Linked DNA regions of Homo sapiens: regions 2 and 3 are each linked to region 1. Evidence: chromatin loops called from intact Hi-C (ENCODE). Cell type or tissue: heart left ventricle. All regions are shown on one strand.

What was found. Hi-C counts contacts between places; a loop is a spot of excess contacts. Peaks named below come from ENCODE experiments on the same cell type or tissue, not always from the same donor. Only the 100,000 strongest peaks of a DNase experiment are listed, where the experiment ranks them.
Region 2: it touches region 1 in a loop (8-fold over the local background); 74 of 110 quality-filtered maps call a loop at or near these places.
Region 3: it touches region 1 in a loop (6-fold over the local background); 6 of 110 quality-filtered maps call a loop at or near these places.

The regions. Positions count from the first base shown.
Region 1 is chr9:96,213,409-96,221,408 of GRCh38, forward strand. No RefSeq gene overlaps it. Among named protein-coding and RNA genes, the nearest start is that of HSD17B3-AS1, 29 kb to the right of the region's middle. RefSeq lists an enhancer at 4,601-4,820 and a silencer at 4,831-5,040. In heart left ventricle, CTCF peaks have their summits at 4,941 (motif pointing left) and 6,444 (motif pointing left); DNase peaks (open chromatin) are centred at 4,153, 4,923, 5,873, 6,390 and 1 weaker place; H3K4me3 peaks cover 1,649 bases; H3K27ac peaks cover 283 bases; H3K27me3 peaks cover 2,466 bases.
Region 2 is chr9:95,723,779-95,731,778 of GRCh38, forward strand. No RefSeq gene overlaps it. Among named protein-coding and RNA genes, the nearest start is that of ERCC6L2, 150 kb to the right of the region's middle. RefSeq lists an enhancer at 707-806. In heart left ventricle, a CTCF peak has its summit at 3,177 (motif pointing right); a DNase peak (open chromatin) is centred at 5,493.
Region 3 is chr9:95,127,007-95,135,006 of GRCh38, forward strand. The region is part of intron 8 of FANCC (FA complementation group C); the gene reads right to left. It also overlaps a transcript of AOPEP not described here. Among named protein-coding and RNA genes, the nearest start is that of MIR3074, 45 kb to the left of the region's middle. RefSeq lists silencers at 2,921-3,215, 4,361-4,655 and an enhancer at 5,175-5,677. In heart left ventricle, CTCF peaks have their summits at 806 (motif pointing left), 4,529 (motif pointing left) and 4,731; DNase peaks (open chromatin) are centred at 508, 795 and 5,166; H3K4me3 peaks cover 659 bases.

The DNA of each region.
Region 1 (8,000 bases):
AAAGCCCTTTCGCATTCTCTATCACATTAAATGCCTACAACAATGCAGTGAGGTAAGCATGACTACTCTCAGTTTAAAGAGAAGTGAGATGAATTTTTCAAAAATCAATCAGTTAAGTGGGAAGACATTTCTCAGTCCTAAATCTTGCTCAGCATCCACACAATCTAAAGAATTTGTCTAACCATGGACGATGATAAGAGTGAGCACATACACGCTCTAAATCAGGGGTCCCCAAACCCCAGGGCGAAGACGGGTACCAGTCCATGGCCTGTTAGGAATCAGGCCACAAAGCAGGAGGTGAGTGGTGGGCGAATGAGCATCCCCACCTGAGTTCAGCCTCCTGTCAGATCAGCAGCGGCATTAGATTCTCATGAATAAGGGCATGAACCCTCTTGTGAACTGTGCATGTGAGGGATGTAGGTTGCACACTCCATAAGAGAATCTAATGCCTGATGATCTGAAGTGGGACAGTTGCATCCCCAAACCATTCTCCCCCTTCTCCCCCCACCCCTGCCCCGCCTTTTTCCACAAAACCAGTCCCTGTTGCCAAAAAGGTTGGGGACCACTGCTCTAAAGGACTCCTCATAGTCCAGTGGCTCTAGGAATGAGTGACAGGCACATAACAGTACTGATAAAGGAAATCCTTTTGAAGGATGGGCTGAACATGTCCTTTAAATTTGGTTTCAAGCTGGACTGAAAGGAAGATGCTTCATAGGATCTCTGTTTAAAACTGTGGGGTACAAAGTCCTTTGTTTAGCATCTGGTTCCTGCCCTAGGAAAAGAACATTGTCTTTCTTGAGCTTTGCCTAAAATCCCTAGAGCAGACGATCCTCTGTTCTCAAACCACCACTTCAAACATCTCAGGGTAGGGGTTAGAAATAAAAGAAAGCTCTTGTTTTTCCCACTACAACCACCATACAAAACGCCAGCAGCTCATGGCTCACCCCAAACCGCTGGGCACTTAGGGATCCATGGTGGCCATGAGAAGCAACGAGATGGAGAGTGGAAGGCAAAACCACTTACGGCAACATAGTCTGCCTCATCGCCAATGCCCACATGACTGGCAGAGTGCATGAGCCTGGGGTAAGAGGGGATGGGCATGGAGGGCTCAGGGAGGAGTTGCTGGAACTTTCAGTACCATGGCTGTCTAGTGCTTAAACCAACCTTCCCACTGAAAACCACCAAAAATGCTAAGGAAGAAAAAGTTTACCTGCACCAAAAACTGATCATTATCAGGCCAAACCTACATGAAGCCAGACCCCCAAAGAGATAGCTGTGATTTGTAGCTCTTTAGCCCTGAAGGCATTTGCTGAAGTCAGCACATTTGAGCTCTGGTTTTTACAGCTTCCCAGAGCACTGGGGAAGAAGACAATACTTCAATACTTCGGGACCACCCAAGGTGGGAAACCTAATAGAATAGTGTGACCCACAAGGCTGCCCCACCCCTTCCCCAAGGCACTGCAAAGAGAAGCTACAGTGCTGAGCAGAGCAGGGGGAGGCAAAAGCTGCACCCGCATAGCAGCCCTCTCTGTGTTAGCAGCCAAACATACGAAACATCAAGCTGTGAATTTCGTTAAAAGCACTGCAGGTGGATAGTGGCCTCCCGGGGCAGAGGTAAGTGCAGATGTTCTCCAAGAACACCCCCTCACTCCAAGCCTCAGAGAGACCCCACAAATAACCTTCTAAGGCTAGGGAGTGACCCTGTGAAAAATAAAGCACACAAGGAAAAAGGCATCATGAGTGGGAAGCGGCAGAAACCAAGTCAGGGTACCAGGCTTTAGTTTGAAGCGTATGGACTTTATTACAGGGGAGCCCTGTGGACCGTATCTGACCACGCTGAGATCTAAGAACATTTTAGCCAAAAGGAGAACAGCATTAGAAGAGGGGATTGTCACCAGTGTGCAGGCTCACACCTCCGACTGACAGATGGCATAATTCCCTGGAATTTAAAGTTCCTGGAAAAGCAGAGGATGCAGTGTGGTTGATCTTCTGCTTCTCTTTCCGCGGCTGTTTTCACCCTCCTCTGCCTCATGAAAGAAGCTGACTGCACTCTGTACCTTCCCCGCTGCCATGACCCTTCCACTATGCTCTGGATAACCAGCTCACCTCCATGTGTTACAGAGCCCACTCAGCCTATTCTCCAGACAGGATCTGGAGGGTGCCCTCAAAATTAATCCGTCTGCAGTCCATTCCATCCACAGGAAAGCATTTCCTGCTCATCTGGCCAGTTTGGCTAATGGTGATTAAAAACCATTTTCATCTGCTTCACCTGCTGTTATCACCTGCTTCAAGATCTTGAGACTCTTGTAAATAACCATTTTCGACTTCAGTAACCATCTCCATGACCCCATGAGATCCAGCTCATAAGTCCTCCATTGCTTTCACTCGTACAGCACTTGGGTCACCAGCACTTGAGTTAGGGTCCATGGACTATGTTCAGTGTCCCACCTGTACCCCAGAACTCTGGGTTCCCTCGGCCATTTCTGCACCTCTGGCCTGAGAGCTTTCCCCCAGAACCTCAGAGGTCACTCTCACCATATGCCTGCAGGTGGCAGGAAGGCCTGAGGAACTGACACACACTGAGCACCTCCACTAGCAGCCCTGAATCAACTACTCTTAAGACTTGGTGTATACATACCCCAGCTCCCTTGCCTCTTGGGTTAGATAATTCTGAGAGGCGAGTTTCCCTGAGTTCCCATGGGATGGGGCTCCTTAGCACTTACCTTCCCTCCTTCCTCTCAGGCTTGTCCAGGAGGATGGGCAGGAGGCACTGAGCTCCCTGGTGGCCTTTGTGAGCACAAGGTCAACCCCAGACCCTTCCTTAGTTCCCAAGTGACTAGAGCCCGGACCTTCTGGGTGGCTGCCTTAATTTTCCCCTTGTCCTCCTGGAAGGAGGCCCCAGGATGTTGAATTCTGGAGGAGCTAAAAGGCTCCACTTAAAACTTCTCCCTCCTCCCTGGGCTAGACCTAAAAATTCTATTAGAATCACACCTCTGTTTCAGACAGAATCTCCACAGCACCCCCAGAGGAATGGGACAGGGGATGGGAGAGGTCGCGTGAGGCTTATCAGCCACAGGAACACGTCCTTCCAGCAGGGTTAGAGGATCCCAAAGAGAGCAGAGACTCCAGGGAAAAGAAGAAGAGCACGGAGTCAGCATGGAGACAGTGCTTATCTGCAGGCGGGGAGCCAGGAGGGATTCTTTGCCCTTCTTGACTATACTTTTCAAATTCTCTAAAATGTTTCAGAAATAAGATAATCACAAAGTCTGCAAGTATCCCCCCACAAGGTATAATCACTTTACAGTGGAGAACACAGCAGACATCACCTAACCAAGTGATAAAGGTGACATCTCCAGGAACGGCTGCTCCCTGGCAGAGGCAGGGGTGGGGGGTGCACCAGGAAGAACCCAGCACCGCCCCTGGGATTCCGAACAGTCTGATCCTGAGGGAACGTCAGACAAGCCCAAGTTCAGGGACTTCCTACAAGATAACTGGTCCATATGCTCAAAAATTGTCCAAGTCATGAAAAAATGAAGAAAATCTGAGAAAGTGTTCCAGATTAGAGGAGACTAAAGAGACGCAATAACTAACCCAAGGTGTGATTCAGCAAAGGCCCATTCATGGGCCTCGGGGAAATATGATGAGGGTCTGTGGAGGATAACACAACTATATCAATGTTAATTTCCTGATTCAGTCACAAGCCTGTGGTTATTTTGAGGGGAAATATAAACCAAGGCATTTATAGGGCATCAATGTGGGTGAAGGGTGCATGTGAACTCTTTGCATAATTTTTAAACTGCTTTTAGAAGCTTCAAATTATTTCAAAATAAAAAGTTAGAAAAGAAAAATGGCCATTAACTTTATAATCAGAAAAAAAAATGTTTTAGGACAAAAATATGTCTCTGGTCATAGCCTGTGCTGTGAATCCATGGAGTAGATTCTTGCTGTCAGCAAAGTTCCCAACAGCTGGAGAAGAACAAGGAACAAAAGCCGAGCTGCCCTCCTGAGCTCCCAGGGTCCCAGACACAAAGCTGGCCTCTCAGGCTTTACTGAAAGATAAGTGCTGATAAGGCCTGCGGGTCATCTTCGTCTACGCGGGCCCCCCAGCTCGCTGAGAGGGGCCCGCCCTTCCAGAGCTCAGCCAGACATAAGCCAGAGCAGAGCGTGTTTCTTTTCAGCTGAAAGCTGCAGCTGGTGCATCCACCCTGGGTATGAGCAGACTCGCAGCAGGGTGCCCACCAGAGTGGGGACCTGCAGATGCCCCTGCCCAGAGACGCCGGGAGGCCACAGCCCAGGTCTTCCGGATGGAGACAGAACTTCAGCATTCCGTTTGGATCAGTCCAGAAGAAAAAAAAAAAAAAAAAAAAAAAACAAGCAAAATCTCACTATCACTGCTACTAAAACAAGATAAGCTACAAAAACAACTAATGCAACTACTGGCTTACACCCAAGTCTCACCAAGTTCCCCATAATAACCAAATTCCCCGTAAGAACGGCCACAAGGGTGACCACACTGACTAGTTGTCCTAGCCTGGTTGACCACACTGACTAGTTGTCCCAGCGAAGTGTTGCTGGAAACATTGTCAAGGTAAGGTTTGTGCCTGGTCCCTCTTGAGGCCAGGGCTGGAGGTGGGCCCCTCCGTGCGAGCTGGCCGACTGGCAGACCTGGTTGCATCTGGGCAAAAAAAGGCCATCATCGCCATAGATGCTGGAAGCTGCTCTCTCGCCCACTTTAACTGTGGGGGCCTCGGCCCCCCGTTTTTTAACTACTGGAAGACGTAGCCCTGAGTCCAACCTCTTCCACGCCTGGCGACGCTGCTAAGAACGCGGAGCAGGGCTGGAGGGCTCAGCGCCGGCGGGCTCAGCGCCGGTGGGGGCAGGGCGCGGGTCCGGGAGCGGGCGCGGAGGCACGGAGCCACACTGCCCCCTGGCGGCCATCCCCTGCCCCGCCGGCACCGCCTCCGTGAGGCGGAAGGTTGAATGTCACCACTGCGTTGCTGAATTCCGGCTCAAGATTATTAGTGCGGGGGCATCGGGTCCATCCAGGGGAGGAGAACGTTCCTAATGCGGAGTCACAAGCCCTACCTTTAAGGTCTGGCTCTGGAACTCTGGGCAAGTTGCTTAAATTCTCTGTTCTCAGCTGCGAAAGGAGGAAAATAATTAAAGCCTGTGTTGTAAAGACCTCACTAGGCAATGTGTGCTCTACAGGCTTTCCCTGCCCCTGACGCAAAGACACACGCACAGAAAGCAAGATCATGAGGGATAGATTTTTTTTTTTTTTTTTGACAGAGTCTCGCTCTGTCGCCAGGCTGGAGTGCAGTGGCTCGATCTTGGCTCACTGCAACCTCCACCTCCTGGGTTCAAGCGGGTCTCCTGCCTCAGCCTCCCGAGTAGCTGGGACTACAGGCGCTCACCACCACGCCTGGCTAATTTTTGTATTTTTAATAGAGATGAGGTTTCACCATGTTGGCCGGGCTGGTCTCGATTTCTTGACCTCGTGATCCTCCCGCTTCGGCCTCCCAAAGTGGTTGGATAGGCTTCAGCCACCACGCCCGACCGAGGGTTAGATTTTAACCCAAACACTGTCCCTTCTAATGTTCTCCGCTGCCGCCCAGTGCAGCTCCCAACGCTGACCCGGGTTTCTGGGGTGGAAGCAGCAGAGGCGCCCCCACCCCCACTCCCGCGCTCCACCGAGCCGGAGGGCAGCCCAGGGGCAGCAGCCCCACAGTGGGGCCTGAACAGCGTCCGCGGACCCGACCCGCGCTGCGGCCGCGCTGCCCCGCTCCTCTGGGCGCCTCCCCGAGGGCCTCGCTCGTCTGACCCGCAGTACTCTCCGCCCTGCTCCTCGTGCCTTTGGTGGGCGCGTGGCTTCCGGCCTGCGGAGGCTGTGCCTCCTCGCCAAGGAGCCGTTCACAGCCGCGCGTTCGAAAACCCAGCCGCCGGCCGCGCGTCCTGGAGAAGGGGCACGGTCAACTCGCACGCCCTAAGGGCCGGGCCACCGGGGTCACTGCCCGGCCTGCGGGGGCCGTGCCTGGGGCGTAGGAGCAGCGCTCCTCCGCAGGCGCTATGCATGCCTGCGCCCTCCTGCAGGATGGGCCACGAGCCCAACTGCCAGGCGATCGGCCGAGACCCAGAAGGGTGAGAGGGGGAAGCCGCACCCTCTTCGTGGGTGCGATGCTGTGAACGTCTTCCTTCAAGGAAAGAGCTGCTTCTGGATTTTCCTTGAACTCCAGGAGGTGCTAAGAAAGCTTCGTGACTGTGGCAGATGCGGCTCAGCGGCCCCTCCCAACCCGCCCGCGCCAGTTGGGAAAGTGACTCCCCCGCTCCCCGCCAGTTGGGAAAGTGACTCCTTCCTGTGGGCAGAAGGCAGCGGACCTGGAGGGAGCCCTCGGGCTCTGAGAGTCACGCGGGGGGCGGCCTGCTCTCCCGCGCCCCCTAGCGGAGCATCGGCTCACACGCACCTGAGAGGTCGGAAGAGGCGGGCGCTTCTCTGCCTCCCCCACCCAGGCCCCTTGCAGTTTGTATGCCCTCACCCTGGATAAAAGATTTTGGTTCAACTAGAACTATCTTTTCTAGATCTCATTCCTTTATAACTTTTTTGCTCACAGGAAAAAAACAGGATTATAAAGCCTCTGGAATACGGTCACAGTCGCCAGACTGGGCCCTAGGAGGGCTGAGTTCCTCATTCATTGTTGGTAGAAATATAAAATGGTATGACCCCCTTCCTTTGGAAAATAGTTTGGAGTTTCATAAAATTTTAAACATACACCTGTCATCTGACCCAGCCATTCTACTCCTAGGTATTTACTCAAGAAAAACAAAAACATCTGTCTATACAAAGATTTGAACCTGACTGCTCATAATTGCTTTGTTTGTAATAGCACCCGAGTGGAAGCGACCCAAATGTCCACCAACAGCTGAATGAATAAATAATTTGTAGTACAGACACTCCAAGAAATATTACTCAGGAGTAAAAAGGAATGCACTGGCCGGGCATGATGAGATTACACGCCTGTAATTTCAGCACTTTGGGAGGCCGAGGTGGGCAGATCATCTGAGCCCAGGAGCTGGAGACCAGCCTGAGCAGCATGAAGAAATCCCATCTCTACAAAAAAAAAAAAAAGAAAAGCCAGGTGTGGTGACGCAGGCCTGTAATCCCAGCTACTCGGGAGGCTGAGGCAGGAGGATCACTTGAGCCCAGGAGGTCGAGGCTGGAGTGATGCAATCTCAGCTCACCCAGCCTGGGCAACAAGAGTGAGACCCTGTCTCAGGAGAAAAAAAAAAAGGGCTGGGCGCAGTGGCTCACGCCTGTAATCCCAGCACTTTGAGAGGCTGAGGCAGGCGGATCACCTGAGGCCAGGAGTTTGAGACCAGCCTGGCCAACATGGTGAAACCCCGTCTCTACTAAAAATACAAAAATACAAAAATCAGCTGGGTGTGGTAGCCCATGCCTGTAATCCCAGCTTCTAGGAGGGGCTGAGGCAGGAGAATTGCTGGAACCTGGGAGGCAGAGGTTGCAGTTAGCTGAGACTGCGCCACTGCACTCCAGGCTGGGCCACAGAGCAAGACTCCAAACCGCCCCCCTAACACACACACACACACACACACACACACACACACACACACAAAGAAAAAGAAAAAGAAAGGAATGTTGTGCACACAACAACATGGGTGACTCTTTTTTTTTTCTTTTTTTTTTGAGACGAAGTCTCGCTCTTGTCCCCCAGGCTGGAGTGCAATGGAGCGATCTCGGCTCACTGCAAACTCCGCCTCCCAGATTCAAGCGATTCTCCTGCCTTGGTCACCCCGAGTACCTGGGATTACAGGTGCCCGCCACCATGCCCGGCTAATTTTTGTATTTTTAGTAGAGACAGGGTTTCACCATGTTGGCCAGGCTGGTCTAGAACTCCTGACCTCAGGTGATCCACCCGCCTCAGCCTCCCAAAGTGCTGGGATTACAGGCGTGAATCACCGTGCCCGGCCAACAACATGGGTGATTC
Region 2 (8,000 bases), 490 kb before region 1:
CTACTAGAGGCGGGAGAGAGGGAGTGGGGCAAGGACTGAAAAACTGCCTATGGGGTACTATGCTCACTACCTGGGTGATGGGACCATTCACACCCCAAACCTCAGTGTCATGCAATATACCCATGTAACAAACCTGCATGTGTACCCCTGAATCTAAAATAAAAGTTGAAATTATTGAAAGAAACAGATTTATATGGTCAGTCAAAAGAATGCTGAAATAAACTTGCCAACAAATGTAAACTGATTAACATTCTAGACAGTAATAAACTGTAATGTTTGGGGGTTAGCTTTTCTATTAGATGAAAATAAATTTAATCTCTACCAGGTCAAATCCGTTTGCATTGTAATGAGCTGGAATCATTTCCATGATTCTCTGACAAGAATTACTTTATGTTGCTATTGGTTTTTTACCAGTTAACTTCTACCCCTACAGCACTGCCAATAGAAAGTCAAAAGTACACGCCCAGAAACATTGCACTAATAAAACATCCCATATCCCCCCTCCTTTAAAACACATTGTATACAGTGCATTAACTCTAAAAAGATCAGAGCACTTATTTATTGCCAAGGATTTTATGACCATATGATCATCCCAAGGATGTTTAGAAACTAGCATTCCGCCACCGTACTGAGATTGAAAAGAAGCGTTCACATATGACTATGAGCTAGAAATTAGCACCCAAACCAGGCTAACCTACAACCTATAATTAATTGTTCTCATGGCTCCAACAAGAAAGATCACTGCTCTTTGAACTACTGCTCTTTTATCTTTATTTCCACTACAAACCCAGACTTTAAGTTTCCAGCCACATAAAGCAAAGCCTTCTTCATACTGCCTTAAATTCTGTAGTAGTATAAATATAGCATTCAGTGACCTGCTTTCTTTATGACTAGCAACCTTTGTCAAACACTGGTGAGAGAGTGAGAAATAGAGTAAGTCTTGGGCTTGTGGCAGGAAGCGGTGTCTAAAGATGCCACTTCCTGGACAGGAGGATCAAAGCAAAAGTAAAGGGAAATAAAGATAAAAGAGCAGTAGTTCAAAGAGCAGTGAACGCTTCTTTCACTCTGGGCACCATCTGCCCAAAGGAAAGCCGAGTGAGGTACAACCAGAATCCGATATTAGGATGTCTCAACAGGAAACCCCAGACTGTGAGCAGAAGAACATAACAGCCAGAGTTCATAGGTGTATCAGACAGGGCTCAGAGAAGCAGACTCACTATGAATATTTTAGAACTAAACATTTAATATAGATATTAGACCTTGTGGGCAAAGATGGGGAAGGAAGCAAGCGCCTGAAAATGGGCGTTTAATATTTGGAGAAAAGTCATTAGGCAGCCCTGGTGCTGGTGACTGAGTCAGAGTTTGCAGGAAGTCTTGAATCGAAGCACATGGAGCATCTGCACTGAGAAGTTGACAAGGGGTTGATATCAGTCCAAAGGTCATTGGCTCTTTGAAGCTACTGCCTGTGTCAGGCCACAGCAGTGCCTCTGGTGGGGGGCTGGCATTACCATTGGGCAGCAGCGCTGCTGGTTGGAAGGACAGCTGGGTATGGAGTGGGAAGGGGTGAGGACACACTGGAACTCTCTAGCACTTCTGGCCCCACACTCAACAATGACCTTCAGGACATAGTGGCTGTGGTTTCTCTTCTGCCTCCTAAATATCATGCAGAGTCACTTTTGCCAACTCGAACCTAGAACCACATAGGTTGACAATGGAATAATCCAGCCCCCAGTGGGGCAAACCCAAAATCATTTGGTGGAAAAGGCATAAATGCCAGACAACATGGTGTTTTCAATAACCAAACGTTCCCCTGGAAAATGCTTATGGTAGATGGACTCCCTTTGAAGAGCACAGACCCCACCACTAAAGACACACTGCCAAGAGTCGTGAAGAGCCCAGCGGGGATGTATATGGAAGCTGTCTGTAACCTGCCCACTAATTGAAGGAATGGGTGTTATGTGTCCATCAACATGGGGTAGTAATTTGGACCACTTGAGCCAGCGCATTAATGGTCCGATGTGAATGATCACTGTGACCAATTCACCAGTTCTCTGCTTGATAAGGAAAGCATGGAAGACAATCAGGTCACCATTTTGTTGTTTTATTTTCAAGTTCCCACTTCTACATGAGTGCAAAGTTCTCCTTGTACCTTCTCTTCTTTTTTCCTCTAATTTATCCTTCCCCTTCTTTTATTCCTGCTTTTCCTCCTGCACATTGCTACATTTATCCATAGAGCACAAAATGGTGGATGGGTTGACGGATAAGACCAGAGTTGAAAAGAATGGGAATCAATTTTACGGTGCAGCATAACACAGCACGCAGAGAAACGGATGGAGGATCAGGGGGCTTGGGTGCTGCTCTAAGAATGACTGGGGGTGAGATACTGAGATATTTCACAGCCCTGAGGCTCCGTAGATCATATTTCCCCAGGAGTCCAAAAAAAGTGTGTGTGTTTTCTATGAGAGAATAACTCGAGGAATTTACAAGGCACCTGAATAAAAGTCCTGAGATGTCCTGCAGTAAAAAAACAAACTTTCCAACTTTGTTCAATCCAGTGTTTCTCAAACTAGTTTGACTCTGGAACCCTTATTTGTAACTTCTAGTAATATTCTACAGGTGAAACACACTTTGGGTAGTGTTCTAAATGATGTCTAGGGTAGTTCTTTCACCTCTACAATGCCCTGAATTTTTCCACTTTTCTTACAAAACTCAAACCCCAATATAAATTGAAAGTCCAGTTGAACCCTGAGCAGCCTGCAACAAGGAAACATCACTTTTTTTTTCTTTTTTTAGCTAAAGCTTTCTCAATGAGGGCTAGTCCGAGAGGAAGCACATGAGGTATACTTAGTAACATGAGTAATAGCCCATCTTGATATGTCTTCTATCAAGAGATCCCAAGTTACCTGGATCAGTGTTTTTCAGACACAGAGAATAATCTCACTCAGGAACATTGTCTTTGAGTTCCAACAGCAGCAATATGCAGAAAAACACTCCAGCTTGGATTGGACTACATAAGATTTTCTAAACCAGGATGGCCAACTAGGATCCTAATCTTCCAAGTGCTTGGACCTTGGATAGGTCAACCGGCTGAAGGTTGGACAGTTGTTGGTTTAGGTTGGAGACCAAAATTCAGTCATCCTGTAATATAGATCTTGTTCCTTTTGGGTTTACCACTAGGGGTCACTAAAGAGAGATGGGAGACAGTCTCAATCTTGTCTAAATAATTCCAAAATAGCCATGGGCTTTGGACAAAATACAAGGTTAGTGTCTCTCTAACTTTAATGGGCATATGAATAACCTGGTGGTTTTGTGGAGATTCTGATCCAGTAGGTCTTGGGCGAGGCCTCAGAGTCTACATTTCTATCAAGCTCCCACATGATGCTGCTGTTGGTGCAGGAGGTGAGGTGCTAGAGCTTTGGAAGGTCTCAAGATCAGTTCAGCTCCCTTGCAGGAATCCAGCCTGGGCCCCTATATCCTCAGATCCTCCACTTCTCCCCACCCCCCTTCTCTTTCCTCTTCCTGGTCTCATCCTCCTCCTCCTCCTCCTTTTTCTGCCAGCTCTACTCCGAGCTCTCAATCTTCTCAAAGGACACCTTTGCAACCATTTGTGTTTACAGCTTTTCCTCATGAGATCTAGCTTGGTAGCACTGATATTTATTGTTGAAATAAACACTAGAGAAACAGGGGCATTTCTTCTGAAGTGCTTCTCTCTTTTTGCATATATTGCATTTTGTGTAAGTAGATGAAGCTAGTTTTGAGTAATGGCAGTTCTGGCTGAGCTAGGCCAGAGTAGATGGGTGACATTTTGTCTTTGGTGGTGGAGGCTATTTGATTTTATTCTTCAACCCCAACTATAAAGTTATTTTAACCAATGAGAGATCTATTTCTATGCTTTCAGAGTTGAGGAAAAAAGACAATTGCCCACATAGAATCCAGAGACTTTCATTTTCCACACTTTGTTGTAAGTTACATGGAAGTGAAAGTAAGTGATAGAGTAATCCTTTTTGGTGTGAGAGATGTGAGAATGGACCTCTATCTCAATTATACGTATAAAGATTTTTATTGATTTTTTTTCTAATTATAGTTCAGAAAACTTGGAAGAGATAGAACATCATTTTTTAAAATTAGTCCCCAAATATCACTACCCAGAGAAAACTCACAGTTAACAATTTTTCGGTATGATGATGATCTTCCAGTCTTTTTTGTATTTATATGTGCATTTTCCTATAATTATGGAATACTGTTATATAACCTGATACATTCATTTAGCAATATAAACAATATCCCATTTCAGTATTTTTTACAAATAATTGTTAATGCTTTTGTGATAGTCTATCAGAAATACATTCCACAGTATACTTAGTCCCCTATTGTTGGATATTCAGGTTGTTACTAATTTTTCACATTACTAAAAAAAACTTTATGAACATTCTTACACACACATCTTTACCCATACCTTTCATTATTTGGGTTGGAAAATTTCCAAGATGTGGAACTGGTAAGCCGAAAGCTTTTGAAAGGCACTCATGAGGTTTGCCTGGGAAAACTGCACCACTGTGCGTCAGCAGCGGCAGCCTGCGACAGGACTCTATTAAGATAGGCACAGCACAGGTGCTTAAAACTGTGATTGGCGGTCAGATTGCCTGAGTTTGAGTCAACCCTGGAATATCGTTTAATCTCTCTGTCTCTGAAGAATTTCCCTATGATTGTGGAAAATGCTAGGTCCTACAACCATAAAGTTGTTTTATGCATCAAGTGACAGAATATATGTCAAGCCTGACACTGTAAACCTTGAGCAAACGTTAGCTGTTATTATTATTTTCCTGCATGCTCAGCCATCGTCCCAGGTCCTTACATGCCAATGATCCATAAATCCGCTTCTATATTTTTTGCCAGGGCCATCTGCTTAAGTCAAGGGGACTGGTAATGGACAGGATAACCTTCCCAAGAGTGGGCGTTAGAAGAGGGGGTACATGAAGGTGGCCTTCGGTCACCTAGGAAGGCTCCTTGCTGACCGTTTCCTGGACGTGGAGGTACAGAACGACCTGGGCCGAGTGAAAGCGACCAGCGAAGGTCACGCCGGCCCAGCAGCCTGGAGAATGAGACCCACCACCCACAAACCCACTGGTGGAGAGCGGGCGAGGTCCCCGTGTGCGGTGAAGGAGCAGGGCACCAAGGAAGGCGGGCAGCTGCCTCTTGTTTTCGGCCAAGGGAGACGTTGAGGTGTCCCTCAGGACAGGACTTCATTTGCGTGGGAGGGGAGAAGGGCGCTTCTGACTACTTTGCATTGGTGTGTGGGCTGGACACAGTGAGAAGGAAATTAAGCCTCCGCGGTGACAGTGTGTGTGATCGCGGAGGAGGAGGACGCCCGCAGGCTGGCCCGGGGCCCGCCCCGCCCCAAGCCAGCCCGGACCCTCCGGGAGCCGGAGAGGAGTCCCGAAGAGGACCCCGCGGGAGCCCGTAGGGCTGGAGACAGCTCACTGCCGGCCCCTCCACCGCCCGGGTCCCGCGGGCTGCAAGGAGGGGAGGAGCCGCTGCGGACGGCACAGTCCCCAGGGGCCTCCCTGGGGTCTCCACCTTCTCCGGACTCCGTGGGGGTGCGCGTGGGAGGCCCGCACCGCCCTTCCGCAGACCCCGGGGGAAAGAGGAGCCAGGTTCGGCCAGAGGCCAGAGGCAGCAAATGCCCCACAGGCCCGCTTGGAAATGCTGGGCGCCCAGGTGAGGGCTGAGGGGCAATGCGGTGTGTGGGAGGACATTCTGCTCTCTAGTCATCAGGACCATAATGCAGGAGCTGAGAAAGACGCCTCCCCATCACATAAGCTAGAGGTCGGAAATCTTTTTCTGTGAAGTACCAGAGAGGAAATATTTGCCTTTGAGGGCAATAGTGAGAGGTGAAGCCAGCTGGATTTCCTGGGTGGAGAGGGGACTTGGAGAACTTTTCTGTCTAGCTAGAGGATTGTAAACTCACCAATCAGCACTCTGTGTCAAGCTGGAGGATTGTAAATGCACCAATCAGCACTCTGTGTCAAGCTGGAGGATTGTAATGCACCAATCAGCACTCTGTAAAATGGACCAATCAGTGTTATGTAAAATGGACCAATCAGCACTCTGCAAAATGGACCAATCAGCACTCTGTAAAATGGGCCAATCAGCAGGATGTGGGCAGGGCCAAATAAAGGAATGAAAGCTGGCCACCCCAGCCAGTAACAGGAACGTGCTGCAGTAGTGGGAACGTTTGTAGAAGGTTTGTTCTTTCAGTCCTCACAAAAAATCTTGCTGCTCACTTTTTGGGTCTGTGCCATCTTTAAGAGATGTAACACTCACTGCGAAGGTCTGCAGCTTCATTCTTGGAGTTGGTGAGACTACGAACTCTACAGCAGGAAGAAAGAAACTGCGGACTCAATAGGGTCTCTGTTGCAACTGCTGGAGTTCAAGTCCCAAAGCAGCCAGACACACAGAATCAGGAAGGTTATGGGTGTGGCTGTGCTTCAATAAAGCTTTATTTACAAAACTGAGATCACAGTTTACCAACCCATGATGTAATTTTCTAAAACACAAGTCCTATTTTTATTGGTGTCATAAATTATTTTTTTCTAAAAAAAAAAAAAAAAAGTAGTATTCTATGGGTTTCTTCTTGTAGGTGATGACCTGTAAAGGCACTATCTCCTGTTTCCTTTCGATTGACCTTAAAGCTTCATTTCCTAGCCGCTGTGAATCCTGCATTGGATAAGGCCAGTTACTGTTTACACACCTTTGTCTAGGACGTTTTTAAGGCACATGCTCTGCAAGGCACATTCGCCTGAGGTATTTTTTTTGCAAGTTCTCTTTGTTCTCTTTGCAAGTTAAAGTAATGAAGCCATATTTACAGCATCTTCAAATGTAATATCACCTAAGAATTTTAACGCATGAACTCTGAAAAATTGATTCTATGATTTTGGTGCCCTCATTGCCAGGCAGGCTGTGCTAAGAAGCAAAGGTCGCCGGCAGTGGCTCAGCCTGTAATCCCAGCCCTTTGGGAGGCTGAGGCGGGTGGAGCACGAGGTCAGGAGATTGAGACCAGCCTGGCCAACATGGTGAAACCCCGTCTCTACTAAAAACACAAAAATTAGCTGGGCGTGGTGGCACACCTGTAATCTCAGCTACTCGGGAAGCTGAGGCAGGAAAACCGCTTTAACTGGGGAGTCGGAGGTTGCAATGAGCCAAGATTGCACCTCTGCACTCCAGCGTGGGCTACAGAGTGAGACTCTATCTCAAAAAAAAAAAAAAAAAAAAAAAAAAAAAAAAAAAATTCAAGGAGAGAAAAGAAATCTTTGCCAAAAGATTTCTTGTGAGACTAAAAAGATGTTGTATAGATCCCAAATCCATGGCATGAGGAAGAACAAAAACTGATGACCTAGAACCTTGCCCGTGCGCCTGTCTCCTCCCCGGCTCACACTGGAGAAGACGTAGGATGTGCTCAGCTATTTGTCTCTCCTGCAAAATGGTGGTGCAGTCATCGCTTCTGAAACTATTCATTTAAGATAGGTTAATGACAACAGAAGTAGCTTAAACAAGATGAAAGTTTATTTCTCTCACATGAAGAGGAGACTAAAATGTAACACTCCAAGCCTGGTGTGGAAGCTCTTTGGTATCCCCAGGAACCCAGGCTCCTTTCTTTTCATTGCTACCTTCTAAGCCTATGACTTCCACCTCATGATCCAACATGGCTACCCAAGCTGCAGCCCTCCTCATTATCTCCATTCCAGTCAGCAGAAAAAATGACAAGGAAGGACACATGTTATTGACCAGCATTTCATTTCCTGGTCACATCTAGCCATAAGAGACGGTGAGGAATATGGATGTGGACTTTTTTTTTTTTTTTTTTTTTTGAGACAGAGTCTCGCTCTGTCACCAGGCTGGAGTGCAGTGACGTGATCTTGGCTTACTGCAACCTCTGCCTCCCAGATTCAAGCGATTCTTCGGCCTCAGCCTCCCGAGTAGCTGGGACTACAGGCACATGC
Region 3 (8,000 bases), 1.1 Mb before region 1:
ATTCGGTAATGGGTACATAACAATTTAGAATTATTATTGGCAAACCAGTGACCACTACCACGCTGGACTAAATCACATCACATCTTAATGCACTTAACAGCTTGCGTTAAGATGAAAAGGGGGTTCATGAAGAAGAATAAAAGTTATCTAATTTCTCCTTGAATATTTCGGTGATGGGTTCTGATTATTTGAGTCTGCAGAAGCTGGCCTCCGGTAGCCCTGGGAGCTGGGGGGAGCTTCACTGGCCCAGTCCCTGGTTCCCTATCTTTTTGGCCAGAGCTCAAAGTATGAGATGATGCCAGATGAAAATGCCCATTTGTGTTCCAAAACAGATCCTTTATAGCAGGGTCCGTAACTTTCTCGGCACCAGGTACCGGTTTCTTGGAAGGCAATGTTTCCACAGACCGGGAGGGGGAGATGGTTTTGGGATGAAACGGTTGCTCCTCAGATCATCAGAGGACAACCCGATTCCAGGCATGCGCAGTCAGGATGGGGCTCTGGTTCCGTGGGAAGCGAAGCGCGGGGCTCTGACAGGGGCAGGTGCGGGCGGGAAGGCTAGGGGCTCCTCTCCGCTGTGCGCCCAGGGGGCGGGGACCCCTGCTTCACAGCAGCATTCACATGTTAGTGGATCAGGCGCTATTGGAAATTCAAGTCAGAGTGCATTTGATATGACTAGCTTTGGGAAACACTGTTCACAGGCCCCCGTCGGCAAGAAAAAAGGAGGCGCTCTGCTCCGGCCGTGCCCTGGATCACACTGAGGCAGGACCGCGCCTCCTCGCGGCCTCCCCGATGACATTGAGCCCGCGCCATCTAGCGTCCACTGGTCAGCACTGCTGGACCCGCCGGGCTCCAGGCAGGAGCTCTGCCACTTTTTCAGGACAGGATAAATCTCCTTTTAATTATTTCAAGATTTCTAATTTGCAAGTTAAAATGTCCTACTCTTTAAATAATCTATGCTCCCTCATCCTTCACTGATGTGCATTTTTATCTAAAAGGAACCAACTTGATATTCTTACAGATAAATTCATTATCTATGCAAGAAAATAATTTGGCAGGACCACCGTTCAAGAGAGGAGAGGCAGGTTATTTCGTGGCTTCGAACTTAGGCATGTCAGTTAATCTCCTGATGCCCAGTCTCACTGTAAATAATAAAAGTTATTAAGAGGTCACCGGATATAAGCACGGAAAATATAAAAGTTTCTATGTATTCATAATGAAAAAATAAAACAAGGGAAAAGCAACCGTATGTCTTGAAGAAATGTGATTCATCTAAGTTTGCCAGAGCAATTTTCAAAGTTTGTACAACAACATGCCTATTGAATAAGAGTGTTTAAGATCAAATAGCACTGTTATGTGCCCACAGGCAGACAGATAAGAGCTTGGAAATGCGTTGATAGAAAGTAAGATGAAACTTGAAAATGGTAAAATTAAATTTCTTTTTTCTAAATGGTCAAACTATCCCAGAGCCATTCTATAGGTTTGATGCTAGTAGAGAATCATTCAATACTAATTATAGGGATTTCCAAACAGCAAAGAAAATGATGATCAGATGTAGATTAGGGCTACTATGAAAACCACTGGGGGAGCAAGGAAGACAGCTCTTACTCAGTTTGTTAGAAGAGAGTGAGAGCTTAGATCTGCTCCTCTTCTGTGCGCTGTTTTCTAGCAAAATCGCTCAATCCAATGTTTTAAATGCCTGCTGGCTGTGTGGAATCTGCTTGTTCTTCCCCATACAGATGGACTCTCCTCTTAGATTTCTTTCTTTCCAAATATTTCAGACCCTTGGCTACTCTCAGCCTGCTTCCACAACCCATTTTAGCTTTTAAAACAGGTAAGAGGCCAGGAGGCAGGGGAACCTGCAGAAACAGCAACGGCAGAGATTTTGATTTGAAAACCAGTCTCCTTTTTTTTTTTTTTGAGACAGGGTCTCATTCTGTTGCCAGGCTGGAGTGCAGTGGTGATCTTGGCTCACTGCAACCTCCAACTCCTGGGTTCAAAAGATTCTCCTGCCTTAGCCTCCTGAGTAGCTGGGATTACAGGCACGTGCCACCACACCTGGCTAATTTTTGTATTTTTAGTAGAGATGGGGTTTCACCGTGTTGGCCAGGATGGTCTCGATCTCCTGACCTCACTGAAAAAAAAGAAAACCAGTCTCCCTTGCTACCCCTACAGCTGTGAACTGCTCCTTCTCATCTGCACCCCTCACCGATGGCTTTTAAAATGACACTCTTTATACTTTTTGAGCACATAATTTCAGGGTCAGTGAGTCCCCTCATGAGGACTAGAGTACTACAGGTCAGGCATATGTCCCAGCGACATCAAATCACAAAAGCAATCTTAAGCTGCTTTTCTTATCAAGATAATCTTCCAAATAGAATTAAGGTTTTAATACACGCTTCTTTGGAAGCCGTATCTTCCCCCCTAAATCTCTGTAGCATCTTCATGAGTGATGACGCAGGCATCTAACCTCTGATCCTGTTTTATTTGTAAGGTGGGGCACTCCGGTAACACACCAGAGGTCACGCTGCAAGCCAGGGCTCTGAAGCCCCATGACTGCGGCCATTATCTTTTCTATAAAAGCGGGGAAATAAAATAAACCTTTTGTGGTTTCCATCTGTTTGTTTTTCTCCATCCTACCAAAATCTGTTCCTTCTCAAGCTCTCTCTTCTCCATCTGGCCTAACAATTTCCACAGGCAGATCATTTCAACTCGAGGGGAGCTATGTCAGCAGGAGGTCTTCAATAACATGAGTCTTGTCCTTCCCTCCTTATCTCCCCCCTCAGGCTTTTCACTGAATGCCCAGGATGACTAGGGAGCGAAGATGGAGAGCTCTGGGTTCTGCCCTCCCTCTTGTATAGACCCGATTGTTCTGCTGGGTGTGCATCCCCTTGGGCTAACAAGAGCTTTCCCTCTGATCTCCCCTCATGGCTACCCAGAATTGCATTGTTTATCTCCCCTCCACCTAGAAAGAAAGCCCATCTTCATCCCTCAAAACACAAGGGAAGACAAAGTCAACATGGAATCAACACACAATAACCATGGTCTCAGTGCCTGTTTTGGAAGAGAGGCAAGGGAGAGGCCAACTTGTCACTCTGCACCATGAACTGTGCAAATTACACAGGCTCTTGTGCCCGGTCCTTGATGTTTACTTAAGCTGTTATTTTCATACCAACTCACCAATGATTATTACAAGCCACTTGCCACTTGAAAGAGGCCTGAGAACAAGAAGAACAGAATTCTCAGGAAGAAGCATTTCTTTCTGTCATTTGCTGATTCTGTGTGTGTGTGTGTGTGAGAGAGAGAGAGAGAGAGAGAGAATAGGGAAAAGGAGAGGGACAGAAAACAAACCAAAAAGGGAAATTATACTATGATTTAAGGTAACTCACAGACAAAAGCAAATCCCTTTTAGAAAAAATAAAAAGGCAGTGAAGGAACAGAAAAAATTATCAAGTGCTTTCCATCTATCACCTTTCATAGATATATTCGCCTTAAAAATAAAGAAGGAAATAGCAGATGACAGAGAAGCTGAAGTTCATTAAGCCTGGAATAGATTCTTTCCTGGTATTTTCATGTACTTGCATGTAGCTTAAATATTTACTTAGGAAATGGGTCATTTAAAGAATCAGCTGATGGGCAGCTTCCCCTCCAGTTTACCCAGCAGCCGGACAATCCCGTCCCACCGTGTAGCTGTTTCCGAGCCACTGTTCTCTCCACAGTGGGAAGCCCTTGTTGTTAATATGTGCATATTCACTACAAAATACCTTTCTTCTTAAAAAGAAGATTCTCCATAAGAGTCATTTCACCAGTGAACTCCTCTATTGAAGTGAAAAATGATTTGGCTTGAGAAAAACCTATTTATACAAAACCTTCACATCTATCATGTACAATGAGGCACCTTTATAAATATGTATTTTTTATTATGCCATTTGCTTCTTTTCTATTTTCAAAATACTAAACATAAGACTCTAAATATCCCTTTTACATTTTCAGATCTATTTTGTTTTAAAACATTCAGGTTCCTTTTAACAAATTTGAGCTCGGAAAAATTATTCTTTCTTTTTAATCTTTACCAGATGTTGTTTATACACAAACAATTTTTTCAGTACTCCATAATGCAATTATTGTTTAATTAGTGATAAATCTGTCATTCCTGGGCTTAAGAACTTAACAAGTACCAAATGTACTTTTGCGTCTTAAATTTACATGTGCTCTTCTCTGTGTTTGGACACAGAGGATCCCCAGCACCCCCTCCCCTGCCTGAAGTCCTTCTAGCCTTGCCCAGTGGCCTCTATCCAATTAGCCCGGGTAGCCCAAGCTGGAAGAAAGCTCCTCAGCCCCCTGCTGCTTCACAGCTCAGCCTGAGTGGCAATGACCCCTACGTCCACCCCTGCTTTGTTTTTGGGTTTTTCCCTCTCTCCCTTCATCTCTGGCCACAAGGTCTGCATCCCCAACTGCAATTCCATTGCAAGGAAACTCGCAACGTGGGCCTCTTTCTTCACAGAGACTATGCTGGAGGATCTGGTGCCCCCCTGAGGCTAATTCTGGAAAGTGCAACTCCAGTCCAAGATGCAGAACCTCCCAGCTTTTAGCCATACACATCAGCCAGCACTACTGGACTACTGCTAAATTATCTACTTCAGCTCTTGTTCAATTACATGCACCACATTAAAGAGCTCAAAAGGAAGTGCCGAAAAGACTGAAAAAGCAGGAAAAGAAAACCCTGGCATGTTAGTGAAAAGCTACTTAAGCACAGCAAACTGACAATATCACCCAGGATGTAGAGTGAACTCTTCAGCACAATATTTTACCAAGGAGGAGCTGCATACTGGGAGTCTGTGTAAAGGAAGTTTCTTTTTCTTTCTGAAGTGCTACAATTGCTACCTGGAGAATGAGGGAAAAAAACACAACCTATCCCATATTGAGGAGGATACTGAGGTATCTAGATGCTTTTTATTCTTAAGTTCTTATTAGATAAAGTAATCTTTTGAATTAAGCCATAAAGATTTTTAGGTAGGAGAGAAAATGAAGCATATTCTGATATCAAATCTTAGCAGAAACAACTCTGCCTCCTGGGCGCCTCCTCTGCTCCTTTCTTTTGGGGACAAGTCTGCCTGGGAAGGTGAGGCTAGCTCCTCTGGACCCAGCTGCGGGCGGGCTCTGCCAGCAAATGGGAGGGCATGAGAATCGGGTACCTTCCGGCCCTGGCATGCAGCTTGCCAGCCAAGCACAGTGCCACCCTGACACCCTGCAGACACTTTTCATTCCAATGTGGAATCCAAAGAATAGCTTTCTGGGCTCCACAAACAAAATTGTAACTGGAAAACATAACATCCTTCTAATTTGGGGCCAGCCTTGGGAAACCGAACAATGCCAAGAAGGCTGCATAATTAACAAGTGGCTTTCACTGCTGTCGGTGACATCGGTTTTTAAGGTCAGGTCTGAAGCTATGGATTATGGTCTTCCCGTGCCCATGCTGTCAAGGAAAACACAAGACCATCTGCTTTTGAAAAGTTTCAGTCTGTACAGTAAATGACAATCTAGGGCTAATACCTCACTTGATGTAGGAGCTACCAACCGTGGCAGACAGCATGACTCGACAGCAGTCCAGTCCACCGCACGGAAGCCAAAGGGGAAGCCTCAAAAGTGAACGGGTTTTGAAAACTTTTCTTTTATTTTAGATGTTAAATACATACATAGTCATTTGGAACTCAGGTAATAAGAGACTAATCCCTCATTATTCATGGTCTTAATGGAAAATATCAGACCTGCGAGTCCAAGAGGCCAAAGAACATTTGGGAAGGTCATTTCACTTTGTACAACCTGTACCACACTTTTATCTTTTGTTTTTGTTACATTTTGGTAACTATAGAATTTCCAGGACTCATTCTGCATAGTCCCAAGAGAGAGAAATATAATTAACAGTGCTCTATATAAAACACAAGTTATGTAGACCATCACACTTTAATTACTCTCAGAATCCAACTCTAATGTAATAGGCATCAGGTTTCCTCTGGAGCACAGCGCAGCAGTCTCGTGCTATCTGAGTCTTAGAGATCTCTCTGATACTTCTGTACAGTCCTGTCACTGCACCAAGATACTGCACTGCGATAAATGAATCAGATGATGCAATTAGGAAGCAGGCTCTTCAGGTTACCCCTGCAATCACTTAGCCACGTCACAGGCCTATTGCGGCCTGCCTGGCTTTCTGGCACTGCAGGCCCAGGATGCTGAGGAGAACAGCCCACACCAATCAGGGGCTTCCAGCCATCGTCTGTATTGTAATTACGTCCTTGAACCATGAGGCACAGAGAGGTCACATCCTGCCAATGCCACAATAAATTAAACCAAATAACACCCTCTAGAATCCCCCTTTAGCCATAATGGAAGCTCTGAATTTCTGCACACATGATCCCGATAAAAGCTTTTGTAAGTCAACTGACTTCAAAGCTGTGTGACTCGTGGGAGATTACTGTAAACTACAAACTGGAGACTGAGCATTATACAGTTATGTGCAATGGGACGGCCTGCGTTCTCTGTCTTGCATCTGCTGTGCTCACCACAGTGCTGCTCAGGCATGAGGGCCACAGGCAAAAAGGACATGGAGAAGGTTCAGGGAAGAATCCAAGGATTAAGGAAAGGCTGGAAAAAAGGCAATGGGACTAGAATTTTTCAATAGGGAGAAGACTTAAGGAAAATGTCATAAGCACCCTGGAAGCAAGCATATAGCCCAGTTACTATCATTTTGCCACTGAAAAGGGACCAGAGAAACTGAAATCCTAGTATGCACATGTAAGTTAGTAATAGATTTAGCAGACAATAAAGGTAATTTATGACCTTGAATCACCAGGAATGGGCTGTCAGAGGGCTTCTGAAAGTCATGATTTATTTTGAATTGTACTGCAACCATTTTAAAATAAGGTGCATTCCTATTTCTTGCCTTAATATATGACTCTTCCGGATGGTAAGGTTAGGTAGTAATTATCCTTAAGAAATCTGTTTGGGCTCTCTCAGTCTTAATATACACGTCTTCCTTTCTCTTCTATCGTGGTAAACTTTCAAGTCAGGTGGGATCCGTGTGTGCAGCCTGAGGTACAGGTGAGAGCAGCGTGGCTGTCAGCACCTGCAACCCTATGCACATCGCCCTGGGAGGCCAAGGGGAAGGGTGAAAGGGGCCATGAAACAAGGGGAGAAACGGGATCGCGGAGGAAGGCAACTGATTCCATTAGGATTCCCTTAGACAGTCTCCAACTAGAAAGAGAAAGAAAGAACACAGAAGTCCCAACTGAACTAAACAAGTTGAAGGCCTCTAGGAGGTAGGGGTTCTATGAGCTCAGGAAAAGTGGGCACAGCCAACCTCAGGGACTTCCTCAGTCTCAGCTCAAGGGCGAGGGTGAACACTCCCTCCTTCCCAGTGTCCCGGCCACTAACTAAAGACCGGACCGTTCACTGTGGCTCTTGGAACTCACTTTCTCCACTTGCAGGAAGCAGGAAGAAGTGGAAGGCAATCTCTGTGCCACATCCCTGCAGATTACGAAAGCTAAAGGGAAAAAGGGCAGAGTTCACTGGAGCTCCTGGAAGACAGAGGCTGCGGGACCATGGCACCTGCAGGTTTCTGAATCATTTTTTCAGGGTGCCTTGGTCTTTATTCCTGTCCTTACAAAATGTGCTCCAATCCCACAGAGCTGCCTCCCACAAAGGAATATGACTGGCGAGTCAGTGGTGGCGAGGGCCACTGAGAGCCCAGGGTGCCAGACACTGGGCCAGGAGGTGGATGTCCACGTGGGCTGGAGTCCCCAGCTGCACAGTCCTGAGCGGGAAGGGAGCCAGGCGCCACCGCGCAGGGGAGGGTGAAGGCAGGTGGCCTCACACCAAAAGAAAACTTACAGAAGTCTTAGCTGGTTCTGCTGCTTTAACCATTTTTCTGGGGTTTTGTGTCTCTTATTTCATCTTTCCTCTAGTGAAGAGCTACAAGTTTATTTTTTGAATGTTTTTAATTGATT